2 separate regions of the Homo sapiens genome follow, and region 2 is linked to region 1. Evidence: read pairs that join two places in POLR2A ChIA-PET (ENCODE). Cell type or tissue: MCF 10A. All regions are shown on one strand. Each heading gives the region's core, and the rest is flanking DNA. Links, peaks and the distances in the headings are about the cores only. Region 1 overlaps HEXA (hexosaminidase subunit alpha). Region 2 overlaps TMEM202-AS1 (TMEM202 antisense RNA 1).

Evidence for each region. Peaks named below come from ENCODE experiments on the same cell type or tissue, not always from the same donor. Only the 100,000 strongest peaks of a DNase experiment are listed, where the experiment ranks them.
Region 2: POLR2A ChIA-PET joins it to region 1 with 5 read pairs; 6 of 35 experiments call an interaction of 5 or more read pairs at or near these places.

Annotation. Positions count from the first base shown.
Region 1 is chr15:72,335,648-72,341,032 of GRCh38, forward strand. HEXA (hexosaminidase subunit alpha) reads right to left here. Exons shown (of 14, transcript NM_000520.6): 14 at 5,277-5,385. Among named protein-coding and RNA genes, the nearest start is that of CELF6, 18 kb to the left of the region's middle. In MCF 10A, for the core only: no CTCF peak of the experiment used is centred there; DNase peaks (open chromatin) are centred at 3,334 and 4,294.
Region 2 is chr15:72,457,807-72,463,191 of GRCh38, forward strand. The region is part of intron 1 of TMEM202-AS1 (TMEM202 antisense RNA 1); the gene reads right to left. Among named protein-coding and RNA genes, the nearest start is that of TMEM202-AS1, 14 kb to the right of the region's middle. RefSeq lists an enhancer at 4,200-4,469. In MCF 10A, for the core only: a CTCF peak has its summit at 4,555; no DNase peak of the experiment used is centred there.

The sequences.
Region 1 (5,385 bases), core at 293-5,292:
ATATATATATACACACACACACACACATACATATACATATATATATACACATATATATACACACACATATATACACACATATATATATACACACACACACACACATATATACATATATATATATTTTTTTTTTTGAGATGGAGTCTCGCTCTGTTGCCCAGGCTGGAGTGCAGTGATGCAATCTCAGCTCACTTCAAGCTCCACCTCCCAGGTTCATGCCATTCTTCTGCCTCAGCCTCCTGGGGAGCTGGGACTACAGGCGCCCGCCACCACGCCCAGCTAATTTTTGTATTTCTAGTAGAGACGGGGTTTCACCTTGTTAGCTGGGATGTTCTCCTGACCTCAGGATCTGCCTGCCTCGGCCTCCCAAAGTGCTGGGATTACAGGCGTGAGCCACCGTGCCTGGCCTATATTTTTTATTTTATTTTTTGAGACAGAGTCTCACTCTGTTGCCCAGGCTGGAGTGCAGTGGTGCATCTTGGCTCACTGCAACCTCCACCTCCTGAGTTCAAGTGATTCTCTTGCCTCAGCCTCCCGAGTAGCTGGGATTACAGGCGTGCACCACCATGCCCACCTAATTTTCGTATATTTAGTAGAGATGGGGTTTCACTATGTTGGCCAGGTTGGTCTCAAACTCCTGACCTCAGGTGATCCACCCACCTTGGCCTCCCAAAGTGCTGGGTTTACAGGCGTGAGCCACCGCACCTGGCCTGCCTTAATTTTTGAAACGGTTTTTATCTTTTTCTTGTATGTATATCTGTAGTATTTTTACTCATATTTGAATAAATGTAAGAAAATTTGAATAAAATGAATTTTCCTGAACCAGCGATTAGCATTAAATTCAGGTAGTTTGGAGTCTTTAGGCTCTTTCTTGTTTCACTAGTTTGTGCCTTTTTGTTTTTAAATTCACCTTGTTGCTCTGTATGGTTTTTACAGAAGTTGGAAGATTAAAAACCAGGTTTCTACCATGTTCCTATAAGAATCTGAAGTCTCCCAATTTGTTACATAACCTCTGTATATTTTCAGGTTGCTGTATATGAATAAGCCTCTTTTTGGGTTCTGCATTCTGTTTTATGGGGCTTTTTGTCTATTTCTGCACCAATACCAACTGTCTTGATAATTACACTTTTATAATGACTTATTTTTATTTTTTAATTTTTAAGAGATAGGGTCTCACTCTGTTGGCCAGGCTCCAGTGCAATGCTGCAATCATAGATCACTGCAGCCCTGAACTCAGGCTGTAGTGATCCTACTGCCTTGGCCTCCCAAAGTGCTGGAAATACAGGTGTGAGTCTGTGACTTCATATGAGGGTAGCTGAAGATACACTGAGTGTGAATGAGATCACTCAAAGTGTATACTGGCTGGATATCAACTCTATTCCATGTTGTACATGTTTTTCTTTTTTTCTTTTTTTGAGACGGAGTCTCACTCTGTCTCCCAAGCCAGAGTGCAGTGGTGCAATCTCGGCTCACTGCAACCTCCGCCTCCCGGGTTCAAGCAATTCTCCTGCCTCAGCCTCCTGAGTAGCTGGGATTACAGGCATGCGCCACCACGCTTGGCTAATTTTTGTATTTTTAGTAGAGAAAGGGTTTCGCCATGTTGGCCAGGTTGGTCTCGAACTCCTGGCCTCAAGTGATCTGCCCGCCTCGGCCTCCCAAAGTGCTGGGATAACAGGCGTGAGCCACTGCGCCCAGCTTATTTTTCTCTTCTTAAAAATTGACTTTTTCATTATTCTTAGGAATTCTTGCACTTACTTTAAAATCAATTTCAAGTTTCCCCCACCCTAAAAAAGATTTGCACTTACTTTAAAATCAGCTTCAAGTTCCAAAATAAAAAGAAATTGAATTTTAATAGGAACCATATTGAACCTGCAGATAAATTTAAAATCCTTATGAATATTGAGTCTTCTCTTTCATGAACATGTTCTGTCTCTACATCTCTATCTCCTGTGTCTCTCCAAAATTTAGTAATTTTCTCCACAAAGTCCTTAGGTCTTTTAATAGATTTATCCCTAGGATCATATAATTATGTACTGTTGATGTTTATCTAGGCTGACATAAGTCAGAATTTTGAATGTGTATGTGAAGATGTATAACATGACACAATGTTTTACCTTTTTTTGCACAATCCAGTTTGAGCTATTTCCTTGTAACTAATATAGGTAGAGTGTCAGAAAATGATTATGGAGTGGTCAAAGGCATCATCTTGAAGAGGAAGACTGGCGTATACTTCTGAGTGAACTGGACAATGGGGCAAAGCAGGAAACACGTAATCTGACTTGCAGTTTAAAAAGATGACTGGAAGAACTGAGGCAGATGCATTCATTAGGATCCTAAACAAAGATGGTGGCAGTGTAGATAGAGAGGAGTACATGAATCTAAGAGTTATTTATACAGAGTAGGGATGTTGTGGTGACAATTATGACAGGAAGGAAGGAGTTAAAGATGATTCCCAGACTTCGGCTCTAATGACCAGCAGAATAGTCATACAGGAGGAATAGAGTGGGGAGCTATGAAAAGATGAATTCTGCCTGGGACATGAGCTTTAAGTACGTAATGGACATTCAGATGATATGAAGATGTTGGCTACCTGAGCTTGGACCCCAGAGGAAATACACATACATATATTATATATATGTTTGTCGGTCAGTCTATCATCTATCTATCTATCTATCTATCTATCTATCTATCTATCTATCTGTCTAATCTATCTGTCTATCTACCTACCTACCTACCTATCTATCTATGGCTGTCCAGGTGTAAGACTGCACACTAAGACTGTCTAAATGAGATCACTAGGAAGAAAGTATAAGAGGAAAGGTAAGGTGCTGTGGCTCATGCTTGTAATCCCAGCACTTTGGGAGGCTGAGGTGTGTGGATCACCTGAGTTCAGGAGCTCAAGACCAGCCTGGCCAACATGGCGAAATCCTGTCTCTACAAAAATGCGAAAAAATTAGCCGAGTGTGGTGGTGCACACCTGTAGTTCCAGCTACCCAGGAGGCTGAGGCAGGAGAATCGCCTGAGACTGGGAGACGGAGGTTGAAGTGAGCTGAGATTGCACCACTGCACTAGGGCCTGGGCAATAGAGCAAGAGAGCGAGACTCTGTCTCAAAGAAGAAAAAAAAAAAGAAGACAAAACCTTGGTTATGGGCTGAGAGTTTACTGAAGGAGTCAGTGATAGACATTGAGAAACTCAGGAAAGAATGGTGTCACAAAAGCCTGCGAAGAAAGAATTTCAAAGAGGGAGGGATCAAAATCTCAAAAATATGCGAAAAGATCAAGTAATTTTTTTCCTTATTATTGAGCAATGTCCCTTGATTTGGCAACATGTAGGTTATTGTTGGCCTTAGTGGAAGCGGCCCTTATGAGGATTACAGCCCAACTGTGGGGTCATGAGGGCTGAATGCAAAGTGGTGAAATAGACAAACTTGCAACTGTTTCAGGCAGCTTGACTAATAAAAGTGGACTGAGAGGTTTTAATTTTATTTGTTTAAACATAGGAGAAGAAATGGATTCGAGCCCAGAAATAGCTGAGTTGCTAGCTTTATCTGTATGTCTGTATTTGGTGTCCGAGAGGAGGAAGATGTCTGACGTGGGGCAGCCCAGGACAGTGGCTGAAGGCAGTAGGGGCTAGAGTTAGGTAGCTGAGTTAGGAGTCATATGCCCTGCAACTCCCCAGTGCTAATCGGGACTCAGCGTAGCTGTGTAACCATATAGATGTCACTTAACCTTCCTATGTTTGTTTCCTTATCTGTCAAATGAGGATAATATTGATAGCACATTGGTTGGGATGAGGATTAAATACATTAACATCCAGTAAAGTGCTTATAATAGTGCCTGACAGGTCGGGCTTGGTGGCTCAGCCTGTAATCCCAGCACTTTGGGAGGCCAAGGTGGGCAGATCACCTGAGGTCAGGAGTTTGAGACCAGCCTGGCCAACATGGTAAAACCCCGTCTCTACTAAAAATACAAAAATTAGCAGGGTGTGGTGGCACATGCCTGTAGTCCCAGCTACTTGGGAGGCTGAGGCAGGAGAATTGCTTGAACTCGGGAGGTGGAGGTTGCAGTGAGCCCAGATTGCACCACTGTATTCCAGCCTGGGTGACAAGAGCAAAACTCCATCTCAAAAAGAAAAGAAAAAAAAAAAAAAAACAACAAAAGTGCCTGACACAGCAAGCACATAAAAATGACGAAGCACTTTTGTTCTCCTAGCTGGATCTCCACATCTATCTTCATTCAGATTTCTGACTCATGTGAGTCTAGATAAACACCAGCAGTTGAGTTCCTATGTTCAAATATCCTCTTTCATAATAGATCATCCAGACACTCAGACACACGCTCTCACTCACACACTCTGCAGCACACCAGCGAGCATGGCACCCCTTCCCATCTGTGTCTGCCTGCCAGCTGCTCTTCCTCCTTTCCCACACACACTCCCTTTTTTGAGTGGCTTCCAAAACATCTCTTTCTAATTTGCTATAAAGAGTGAGCCATAAAGAATTTATTAAGTGATGAAAAAAATCACAGCTAAGTATCAGATTCTCCAGAGGAAATAAGATTAAAAAGAAATTCTGGAAAACAGTTGTTTTTGGAGAAGGGAATAGCATTGGGAAGGGGGATATTAATAATGTTTCATCTTTTTTGTTTAAAAAAAACAAATCTGAAGCAAATATGACTACTGAGATGCAACAAAGCTGGGTGGTTACACTGTTTACTATTTTCTAGACTTTTCTGTTGTTTGAAACATTTGAAATCACTAAAAAATAGGAGTATTTACTGGGATAGTTTAGACTAAACATGGGTGTGGTTAGAGTACAGTAATTACTGTGAAAAAAGCAAGGTTCCTGGACATTTAAATTTTTTTCTTTTTTTTGAAACATGGTCTCACCCTGTTGCTGAGGCTGGAGTTCAGTGGTGTGATCATGACTCATTGCAGCCTCAATCTTCCAGGCTGAAGTGATCCTTCTTTCTCAGCCTCCTGAGTAGCTGGGACTACAACCACACACCACCATTCTTAGCTAATCTTTTTAATTTTTAGTAGAAATCAGGTCTCACCATGTTGCCCAGGGTGGTCTTTAACTCCTGAGCTCAGGCAATCCTCCCACATCGGCCTCCCAAAGTGCTGGAATTAGAGGCATGAGCCACTGCACCTGACCCTGACATTTCGATTTTTAAAAATTTTGTTGAAAAACGTCACACACACACACACACACACACACACACACACCTGCTTCAAAGAGGATTTTTAAAAACAATGGTGGCTCGGCTAGAAAAGATACTAATTTTCAACCTTTATTTCAAAGTTTATTTATAAAGGAAATACAAATTTTGATAAACAAAGCACCCAATTCCTACTTATTTTTTTTCTTCGTGGAAAAAAAAGTA
Region 2 (5,385 bases), core at 239-5,238, 120 kb after region 1:
GAGTAGCATAAAATTTTTAGAAAATTTCAAGTCTCATCCCTATTTTTCTGGTACTTTTAGATCTGATATCTTGATGATGGCAGAAGTGGCTTAAAGTTGGAAAATTATTGTGGTTTTGCCCAACGTGGCAAATCAGTGCTTTTTATTTTGTATATAATGTGTAATTTTCACAGCTATAACAATTGGTTATTATATATTGATCTTTGAAAAAGCAATGTATTCCAGTAGCATTTTTTTAAACAGGGTCTTGCTCTGTCACCCAGGCTGTAGTTCAGTGGTGTGATTGTAACTCACTGTATCCTCAATCTCCCAGGCTCAAGTGATCCTCCCACCTCAGCCTCTTGAATAGCTGGGACCACAGTGAGCACCACTTTTTAAATTTTTTGTAGAGATGGGGTCTCAATATATTGACCAGGCTGGTCTCAAACTCCTGGGTTCAAGCAATCCTCCTGCATCAGCCTCCCAAAGTGCTGGGATTACAGTGTGAACCATCATGCCCCACTAGTATTTTCTTTTGTGTTCCTATCTATTTCTTGAATTCATGTTTCCTTATGTTTATCAAGCCTAGTTTCTTTTACTTTTAGGAATTAAGGCTGAATTAGGACTTTTAATGACTCCCATACTAAAACTTCTTATCCTTTTAAAGCTGAAATACATTGGGAGGATCAGCAAGGTCAGAGAAAGAGAGGGTAGGTGGGGATAAGAGAGTAAAGCCCTTTTGCAAATAGGCATACTTACACAGACTGAAAGCAGGCCCTTCAATCTCTCTGCAAGTATTTAATCTCTCTACAAAAATTAAAGTGTGTTTGCTTGTTATCTTTTTCATTCTTTGGAAAACATTTTAGCTATCGTTACTATTATTTTGACATTTTATATTTGCCTTTTTTTTGGAGGAGTCAGTACTGAAGGGGGAATTTAACTTTTAAAATGGCCACTTATACATAACTAGCATAGAAGCAGAAGAAAATATAGGTAAGCAAGAAAAGAAAGATCATTTTAATTGGAATGTGATGGTGGCACAACTCTGTAAATGTATTAAAACTCATTGAATCATATACTTAAAATGGATGAATTTGCCTCTTTTTTCTTTGTTCAACCACATACGATAACCATCTTTCCAGGTCAATTCATATTCCACAATATCATTTTAAATGGGGACACAATTTTCGATTTTATATTATGTAATTTGTTTTAATTTTTTTTTTTTTTTTTGAGACGGAGTCTTGCTCTGTCGCCCAGGCAGGAGTGCCGTGGTGCGATCTTGGCTCACTGCAAGCTCTGCCTCCCAGGTTCAAGCAATTCTCCTGCCTCAGCCTCCCGAGTAGCTGGGACTACAGGTGCATGCCACCACGCCCGGATAATTTTTTGTATTTTCAGTAGTGATGGGGTTTCACCATGTTAGCCAGGATGGTCTCGATCTCCTGACCTCATGATCCGCCTGCCTTGGCCTCCCAAAGTGTTGGGATTACAGGCGTGAGCCACCACGCTCGGCCATAATTTGTTTAACCAATTGATTCCCTGAACATTTTTGCAGCTAAAGTTTGGTACAAATTTTTTTAGGTTAAATTACTAAAAGAATTATTGCTAGATCATAGGGCATGCTCATTTAAAGGTTTTTCTTACAAATTGCCCTCTAAAAAAACTACCAATTTATACTCCTATAAGTAGTCATTCTGTCCTTGCACTTCTCCCTTCGAAACTCAGTATTAGTATTTTATAAAGTCTCTATTATTCTGAAAGGTAGAAATGATAGCTTGTTATCAATTTCCATTTCAATTACTAATAAAGTTGAACTTTTCGTCATTTATTAGACATTTGTATTTCAGTTTATGTTCTCTGTCCCTCTCTCCAAAACACTAGCATGTGTACATGTGTTTCTTATTCATTCATATGACTTTTATACATTAAGGATAAATAACTTCATGTCATATATTTTGTAAGTATTTTTCCAGTTTGTATCTTTTATTTATGTTGTTTTTGCAGAAGTATCAAATTATATGGTCATACCTATCAATCTTTTGCTTTATAGATATTGCCTTTGGTGCTATCCTTGATAAGGCCTTCCCCACTCTCAAATATTTAAATATTCAACAATATTTCTCCCACTAATTTTATGTTTTCTTTCTTCAGACCTTTATGTAGATTTTATTTTTATATATAACATAGGACAAGGATATAACTTGGTAAAACGAATGGGGAGACAAATTTTTACCTTATTTATTGCATGTCTTCTAAATATCAAAAACTGTGTTATATATGGTTTGTAGTAATAAACACAGCAGGGATGTTCTCATCCTTATGTAATTTACCAACTCAGAGAGACAACATACTGTTTAAGTGCAAATTTGATAAATGCTATAAAGAAGTGCTAAGTTCTATGGTAGTGTATAGTATGTGGAATCTATCAACTGTTCAGGTACTTATTGAACAGTTGATCTTTAAAAGGAGATGGTTTGGTGGAAGTGGAGGAGAATTCAATTAAAAAACAACAGGGCACAGTGGTGTACGTTTGTAATCCCAGCTACTCAGGAGGCTGAGGTGGAAGTACTGCTTAAACCCAGGAGTTAGAGACCAGCTTGGGCAGCATAGGGAGACCTCATTTTTTGGGGGGAGGGGGAATACCCAAAAAACCCAACCATACACACACAAAACCAACCAAACAAAAAACAACAATGAACATTTATTATTTCAGAGTATCCCTGGGTCAGAATCTGGGTGTGGCTTAGCTGGGTTCTCTGTTTCAGGATCTCTCGCAAAGATGCAAACAAAAGTCTTGCCCAGGGCTGCGATCGCATCTGCAGGAAGATTCACTTCCAAGTTTGCTTACATGGTTGTTGGCAGAATGCAGCTCCTCATAGGCTGTTAAGCCAAGGCTTTCAGTTCTTTGGTAGGAATTCAGTTCCTCACAGGTTTTTTGGTGGCTGGAGATCTCCTTTAGTTCCTTGGCATATAGGTCAGAATAATTTATTTTTGTCCTAGGGTGGGTACTTAAGCTTTGATAAAACTGATTTATAATGTCTTTATGGAGTAAAAATTAGCACAGCATTCATGTTCTTAGCTCTATATTCAAGAATAAAATAAGTGTGTATATTCTGTGAATATTCTGGTTGGTATACATTTTTGGCCTGTATGTAAATTAATATGTGGGTGACTTAAACATTCACAGAGAATTAATTATATATTGCAAAGGACAAACACATAATTCTGTTCAAGATAGGAATGTCAAGAAAACTTTAAGATGATTTTGTCTTTTAATCACATCATGGTTATAATTTCAAATGATTTTTCATTCCCTCCTTTCCTTCCCATCACACAGACTATACTGTAAATATACTCTCTGAAGTTGCACAACGTGACAAGCTTAAGCTTAGCCACACAAGTATGTGCATATACAATTATTTTATTTTTTGATCTGATGCTGACAGTGCTGTGCGTTTTACCTGAACTCAGAAAATTTAATTTCTAAATTATAATATATGGTTAGATATTTACTAAAATCCTGAAACTAGAATTTTACTCCCAATCTTAGACCTTGCAAATGGTAACTCTAGTTTAGTGTACACATTTTCAACATGGGCAATATTACTCCCCAAGAGGAAAAAATTGTTTTTTTGGGAGGGTATGAAAAAAAGTATGTTTTATATATAAAGCATAGATACACATACAGTCCATTAAAGCATATACAGTGTATCTATGGTGTTAAAATTTTACAGTGGGGTGCTGAATAGGAAAAACAGGTCTAAAAGGGTTCCATAAGGGGGCTGATAATGGAAATAAAAGTTGAGAAACATGGCCCTAGTGCTAAGCTTAACAGACAGCTGTTTGACGAACCATCTGGCATTAGATTTTTTTCCTGCATGATTTCCTGTATTAGAATATAAGCTTCTTAAGGACAGAAAATGTAATCTGATTTGTATTTTCAATAATAGCTAACACAATAGTTACGTTCAACTGCATTCAGTATATGTATATTTAATTGAATTAATATGGAGTACATCTTCCCCTACTTGCACTCATCCTATTAGCTCTATAAAATCTAAATGTAATGACCAAAATTAGTCTAGTAAAGCACAACCTATCACAATCTCCCTCACAAAAATCCTAGTAAAATAATGACAAATTTTATTCAAAGAATGGAAAATCTTCAAAGTAGCATAAGAGAAGGAGTACAGACTAGAGACAGAGAGATGAATCAGGGCTTTGATTTCCACCTCTTATCATTTGCAAGCCGAGGAGCCTTGAGCCAAGTTATGTAAAGAGAAAGTGAAAGAGGATAAAAAAGAATAAAAAAGGGACCTTTCTAGGGGAAGGGTACAAGAAGGGACAATGGCATTTCTAGCAGGTTTTTGTTTTGTTTTGAGACAGGGTCTCGCTCTGTCTCCAGGCTGGAGTGCAGTGGTGCGATCTTGGCTCACTGCAACCTCTGCCTCCCGGGTTCAAGCGATTCTTGTGCCTCAGCCCTCCCCCCGAGTAGCTGTGATTACAGGCAAGTGCCACTAGGTTTGGCTAATTTTTTGTATTTTCAGTAGAGACAGGGTTTCGCCATGTTGGCCGGGCTGGTCTCAAACTCCTAGCCTCATGTGATTCGCCTGCCTCGGCTCCCAAAGTGCTGGGATTACAAGCATGAGCCGCCGTGCCTGGCCCTAACAGTCTTATATACACCCAAAATTTCAGGCATGCTGAATTTCTGGCAGTTCCCCAAATAATGCATGGCTCAAATATGCCGTATTTCACACTTACATATTTTATATATACATTCACATTCCTCTTCCCAGAACATCATTTATTTGTCCTCCAATACTCAGCTCAGGTCACACTTTTTTTTTTTTTGGATGGAGTCTTGCTCTGTTGCCCAGGCTAGAGTGCAGTGGCACGATCCTGGCTCACTGCAAACTCTGCCTCCCAGGTTCACGCCATTCTCCTGCCTCAGCCTCCCAAGTAGCTGGGACTACAGGCGCCCGCCACCACACCTGGCTAATTTAAAAAAATATATATTTTAGTAGAGACGGGGTTTCACCGTGTTAGCCAGGATGGTCTCGATATCCTGACCTCGTGATCCGCCCACCTTGGCCTCCCAAAGTGCTGGGATTACAGGCGTGAGCCACCATGCTTGGCCAGCTCAGGCCACATTTTCCCTAGGAAGGCCTCCATGACACGCTTGTGTGCCTTCTACACTGAGTTAGATACATATATTCTTGCTTCCCTAACATTCAGATCATACTTCTACTATAGTACTTATAATTAATGGTTTACATGTCTGCTTCTCTTACTAGCCTGAGAACTTCTTGAGAGCTGAAATGGTTTTATTTATTTATCTTTTCAGACAGAGTCTCGTTCTGTTGTCCAGGCTGGAGTGCAATGGCGGGATCTCGGCTCACTGCAACC